Linked DNA regions of Homo sapiens: region 1 is linked to region 2. A link is a contact called in ENCODE Hi-C data. All regions are on one chromosome and are shown on one strand. Each heading gives the region's core, a stretch centred on a gene start or an enhancer-like site at or near the end of the contact. The rest is flanking DNA. Distances are from core to core; before and after follow the strand shown. Region 1 has its middle 29 kb from the start of LINC01387. Region 2 holds the start of L3MBTL4 (L3MBTL histone methyl-lysine binding protein 4).

Region 1 (2,735 bases), core at 98-2,597, 68 kb after region 2:
GGAAATATAATAAAAAGCCTGTGAGCTCCAAAAATAGGTAATCCGAGTCCAAGTCTCAAAGATCACGTATGGCATGCTAACAATCTTATCAACATTTCTCGCACTGTGTTTTAATGCAAGACACTCAGTTTTAGATGTTACTCTTCTTCTAGTTTTACCAATATTTGCATCTTATAAACAAACCACAGTGGATTAGGAGTGGTTTGCTGTGTGTGGCTTTGGTTGACTGTCAGTGAAGGGCACTGGACATAGGGACATGAAAAAGAGACAGTGGGGAGAAGAGCAGACAGCATGATGCTGAAGAGAAGAAAAAGAAACCTACGCAAGCAGAAACAAGCAACAGAAACAATAAGGCAGCCCAGAGTTGTTTATTTATCAAAACAGGATTGAGACAATAGGGTAGAGCAAACAGGGTGTCAAACATGGCCTCTGTAGCCCCAAAGGTTGTCACTACACAGAAAGGATGCTCAGCCATAACGAATCAGTTTAATTCTATTCCACGTTTTTCTTGATGAGAAATACATGCCACATTTAAGAAAGCTACCGATTCAAAATGGTTAACATTTTCTAAAAATACACTGAGGTCTACAAAAATTGAATTGGCTTATTGTATCTTCACTGCTGTTGGAGAAGTGAAGTTTTACCATCAGGCAATTCTCCTCCTGTGCATAATGATACCATACTGAAGTTTTAAATAGAAAGACATTGAAGTTTTTGAACCTTAATGTGAAGTTGTCCCTTTCAATTAAATATGGCACATATGTATTAATAAACAGACATCCCTGTAAAGTGAATTTCTCTGTACATGGAATCCAAATTTCTCACTGGTTTATATGTTAAATTCATATGTAGGAAAAACTTTAAAAATGTTCATAAACTATAATAAAGACAATAATTCAGCTCTTCTGAAAACTGCAGGCAGATAGGGTACAGTAGCAGACAGGACTTCGGAAGTACTGGGTTTAAGCCCAGGGCAGGTTAAAGGTTGTGGCTGTGGCTTTGAACAAGCCACTTTTGCCCTTCTGAATCTATGCAGATGCTTTGTTCATTTCAGAAGCATTTCTAGAGCTCCTACTAAGTGCCAGGCCTCATGCTAGGTCTCAGGCATACAAGGGTAAACAAGACAAGGCCTCTGGCTTCATAGGTTATCCAAGAACCTTGAAATGGTTTTGAACTTTTGGGATGAATAATGCTGGAAATTAGTTCAAGACAAATTCCCTGGAGATTTTAAGTGTGAAATACTAAGGATTACACAATTCACTCCCTGCTTAGCGTCTAAGGAGGAATCGCATTTCACCCTCGCTCCCTGGGAAGTGCGTGGCCGCCCCAGTCCTGGGTCCCGTGCTGCCTCAGCACCATCTGCTGGCTCACGAGGGAAGGGCCTGCAGGGAGGTCCTGCGGGGTCGGCCCAGCCCCACCCAAGGACCGCCTTACAGACCTCCTGGCAGGGACCAATGATGGCTGGTTGGCCAAAATAACTCTTGCTGGTGAAGAAAGCTGGGAGAAACATGACGTCTGAAGGGTTACTCGCCACCGTCTGGCGTAGGTGACTCAGCCAGGCAGGACCTCACACAGAGGAAACATTATGATTGCTCTAAGTACTGTAAGAAGAGAATTATTATTTTGTTGTGAGTGTATGATCCAATAAAGGTAACAATATACAGAATCACATGCCCTGTAGGTGAGACTCCAACCCGTCCTAGACTTACTGGCTGTGTGGAGATGCCTGGGAGAGCGTGGCAGGGCTGCAGCAGCTCACATTCCCCACGTACCTGCCCTGGCAGACAGCCTGGGATTGGCAAATGCACAATCATATTCACCAGGTGAAGAAAGGACCAGGACTTCCCCTATGGTCCGTCTTTTCTGATTTTTTTCTTCTTCTTCTTCTTCTTCTTTTTTTTTTTTTTTTTTTTGAGACGGGGTCTCGCTCTGACACCAGGTTGGAGTGCAGTGGAGTGATCTCAGCTCACTGCAACCTCCGACTCCCGGGTTCAAGCAATTCTCCTGCCTCAGCCTCCCGAGTAGCTGGGATTACAGGCGCCCGCCACCATGCCCAGCTAATTTTTGTATTTTTGGAGGAGACAGGGTTTCATCATGTTGGCCAGGATGGTCTCGATCTCCTGACCACGTGATCTGCCCACGTCCGCCTCCCGCAGTGCTGGGATTACAGGCGTGAACCACCGCGCCCAGCCTCTTTTTTGATTCTTGAAGTCACTCTTAGCACTTTGCTGAGGCTGTTTGTTAGCTTAGTGGTTTTCTATTCTGATTGTATCTGTTTTGACTTTGAAGGGAAAATGATATATTTGTTTGGTCAGAAAGACATAAGCCAAATAGTGGTGTGCAGTTGGGTTGCTCCACGAAGCAGAGCCTGAGATGAAGGCTTACAAATGGACTGTTTATTTGAAGGGACAGGATTGTGGGACAGAGGCATAGAACAGGGAAGGAGGGAAAGTTGCATTAAGAAGGTGTTGTCCAATGGGGTACCGTGGCAGGCAGTCAATGCTCTGTCCAGCCTGGATCTTCTGAAGAGCCATTTGAAATATGTCTCAGAACTGTCTTCTCCAGGGAATTGGAGGCTGGACCCCACGTTATGATCATGCAGGTGCAAATACCAGAATGTGCTCCAAGGTGCCTCCTGCATGGCAGCCGCCATCACACCCAAAGGCAAGAAAGAAGAGGCGTGCACAGGTGTGAGATTGCACCTGCGAGAAGCTGTCAGCGTCCTCAGAGAGGCA
Region 2 (2,700 bases), core at 192-2,691:
GTAATATAAGGAATGCATTCCAAGTTTTTAATATTACCAAGGGCCAAAAACAACTCTACTGTACCCACCACCTGTTTGTCACCTTAACCTTTTTAGGTGGAATAGATTAGAAAACCGAAGAGCCACACTACACTTATTTCAGCCAAGGACTGAAACTGGAGCCTGCCACAAGCATCTTCTAGAACAGCTCCAACAGAAGGATCCAGGAGATGGGCCACCAGCAAGTCATAGTGGAGTCCAAACAAGTGTGAAGTGAGAGCGAGTCTTCAGCATGGGAATGGCCGAGTGGGTCGTGGTGACCAGCTGCCTTCCTCTGACTGTTAAGTACAGCAGTCTCAACAGTAACAATGACCAGGCCTTCCCTTTATTTAGTTCCACCTCGGGGCATTGGCGCATTAAGAATGTCCCTCTAAAGGCATATGTAAGATAAAGCACACTTCGCACTTTAACCAGTGACTAAGGGAGATCAAAAGCAGGGGACAATACCCACCCGGAATTTGCGACCTCGCGAAAACGCTCTCACCAATCCCGCAGGTAAGTGCGGCGCTGGCCCAGGTGTGCCCAGCTCGACTCGCGTCCACCTGGGACCAAGCGGGCCCAAGAAGGCCCGGAGAGCAGGCGAGGGCGACTGTGGCCGGCGCGCCCCCCGCAGTTCCAGGCGGTGGCAGGAGCCTGAGAGCCGCCGTCCCAGGCTGGCCAGGCGCCCGCCCGCCCTGCGCGCACTCCCTGGGCTCCCGCTCCCGAGGCTGGGCAGAACTCGCAGAGGAAGACAAGGGCAGAAAGCGGGTGGAGGGAGGCAGCGCTCGCCCGTCCGGGCACACGACACTTGTCGGCTGAGGGGGACACGCGGGCAGACGGGGGCGTTAGCCCCAGAGGAAACAAAAGCCAAATGCCCACCGCCGGGCGCTCGATGGCCGGAGGACTGCCTGGGGGCCCTCAGGAGTCCCGTCCCGTCCCGCTCCCCCGGTCCCAGGCTGCGCTGGCTCCAGGGCGCCCAGGTAGCCGCGCCTGGCACCCCGACCCTGCCCTCGCGGCTGACCGAGGCGCCGGGCTCTGCGGCGGCCGCGCCCGTCCAAAGTAGGCGACAAGTGAGGCAGCGCCTCTCGCGGGGAGCCCGGCGCGCGCCCCGGCGGCGAAAGAGAAAGAGAAAGAGCCTGGGCCGGGACCGGGGCTATCCCCAACCGCCACCGCCCCCACCGGCCCGGCCCTCGCCGCGGGAGTCGTGCAGGCCCCTCTACCTGCCCGGGGATGGGGCCACCCCGCGCGGCGGCGGCCGTGGGCACCCACGCGGGCTCGCGACCATCCCACGCGGGCGGCGGCGTCCTTCTTACCCCCAGCGGAGCGGCGCCTGCCCGCAACGCCGACCGAGCTACAGGCGGGGGGCGAGTCGGAGCGCGAGGTTCCGCCAGCCCAGGCTGCGGCGCCGCTGCCCCGCGGTGCCCGGCGGGAGGGGCGCGAGGGTGCACGCGCGGGGTGGGGGCGCGGGAGCCGCCCCCTGCCCGCCCCGCGCGCATGCTCCCGCCGCACCTGCCTCGCTCAGTGTTCCACACCCCGGGGAGCCGGGTGGCGCTGGGCCCGCCGAGGTCGGGGCTTTCCCATGGGAGGGAGGTGGCTGCGGCGGAATTTTCAGATGCGTCCTTCTCTGTATTCGTTCCCTGGGAAGGATTCCCCCAAATCTTGGCTACTTCCTGCCTGCCAGCTTGCTCCCTGGCAGCGAAGTCCCAGTAGCTCACCCATGCTTCATCCCAGCTCTTGGGGTTCACCGTCTGAAGGCTCTCTCCTCCGGATCCCTCTCGGTCCTGCTGCTCGCTCCGATTTTGCAACCTCCCCCACTCCCCTTTCCTGCTCTTGACTTTGCTACTCACGAGTACCTGGATACCATTTCCAAATAAAAGAATACTCTTTCCAAGTGGCAAGCAGTGTTTACTGACCCTGTTCTAACTGCTTGGAATTGAGCAGGAAACAGGAGCTGGGTAGATCCTGCCCTCATGGAACTTATGGCCTTACTGGCTAGCTTTGGCCTTTCTCAAAGCATTGTCTCCCAGTTTGGGAGGACTGTATTAAATCATTTATTTTGGCTTACAAATAAAGGTAGCTGATAATTGAAGACTATATGTTGTGACTTTTGAATGAAATGTTCTTTCATAGGACGCCTTGTGTATAAACCCTAGTATGCAAATAATAAATAGTAGGTACTAAATAAGTATTAGTTTGTTGCTTTCAGCAGGAAATTGAATCATTTAGCAGGATTAACAATGATACCATCCAAAATGATCTTTTTGGTTTGTCGTGGGCTACCATAAACAGAGAATGAAAACTTGCTTTTTAGGTGAGACTGGGCATTGTTGAAACATAATTTCGTGTCCTTACTGAAAAGAGAAATATAAACCCCTTTGCTAATGAAGTTTTTAAACTAGGAACAATGATCATAGAAATTTGTAAGTGCAAACACACGATTTGTGTTCTGTGCTCTAGTCAGTTAAGAAAAATATATTAGCCAGGTATGGCGGCTCACATCTGTAATCCCAGCACTTTGGGAGGCCGAAGAGGGCGGATCACTTGAGGTCAGGAGTTCGAGACCAGCCTGGCCAACATGGTGAAACCCTGTCTCTACTAAAAATACGAAATTAGCTGGGTGTGGTGGCGGGCGCCTGTAATCTCAACTACTCGGGAGGCTGAGACACTAGAATCGCTTGAACC

Evidence for each region. Hi-C counts contacts between places; a loop is a spot of excess contacts on that map. Pooled maps may share reads with other maps.
Region 1: a map of dorsolateral prefrontal cortex shows a loop between it and region 2 (2.3-fold over the local background). The contact joins the enhancer-like site here to the promoter of L3MBTL4 in region 2. A Hi-C loop is called at or near these places in 5 of 168 maps with a recorded cell type or tissue (dorsolateral prefrontal cortex, heart left ventricle and heart right ventricle), 3 of 37 single-sample maps with no recorded cell type and 5 of 50 pooled maps.

The regions. Positions count from the first base shown.
Region 1 is chr18:6,481,389-6,484,123 of GRCh38, forward strand. No RefSeq gene overlaps it. Among named protein-coding and RNA genes, the nearest start is that of LINC01387, 29 kb to the right of the region's middle. RefSeq lists an enhancer at 1,259-1,318. Within about 2 kb of position 1,348, at least 3 of the 41 ENCODE cell types and tissues checked have a DNase peak (open chromatin) inside an H3K27ac peak, as active enhancers do.
Region 2 is chr18:6,413,470-6,416,169 of GRCh38, forward strand. It overlaps L3MBTL4 (L3MBTL histone methyl-lysine binding protein 4), which reads right to left and starts at 1,442. Exons shown (of 19, transcript NM_001330559.2): 1 at 1,332-1,442. RefSeq lists a silencer at 945-1,484.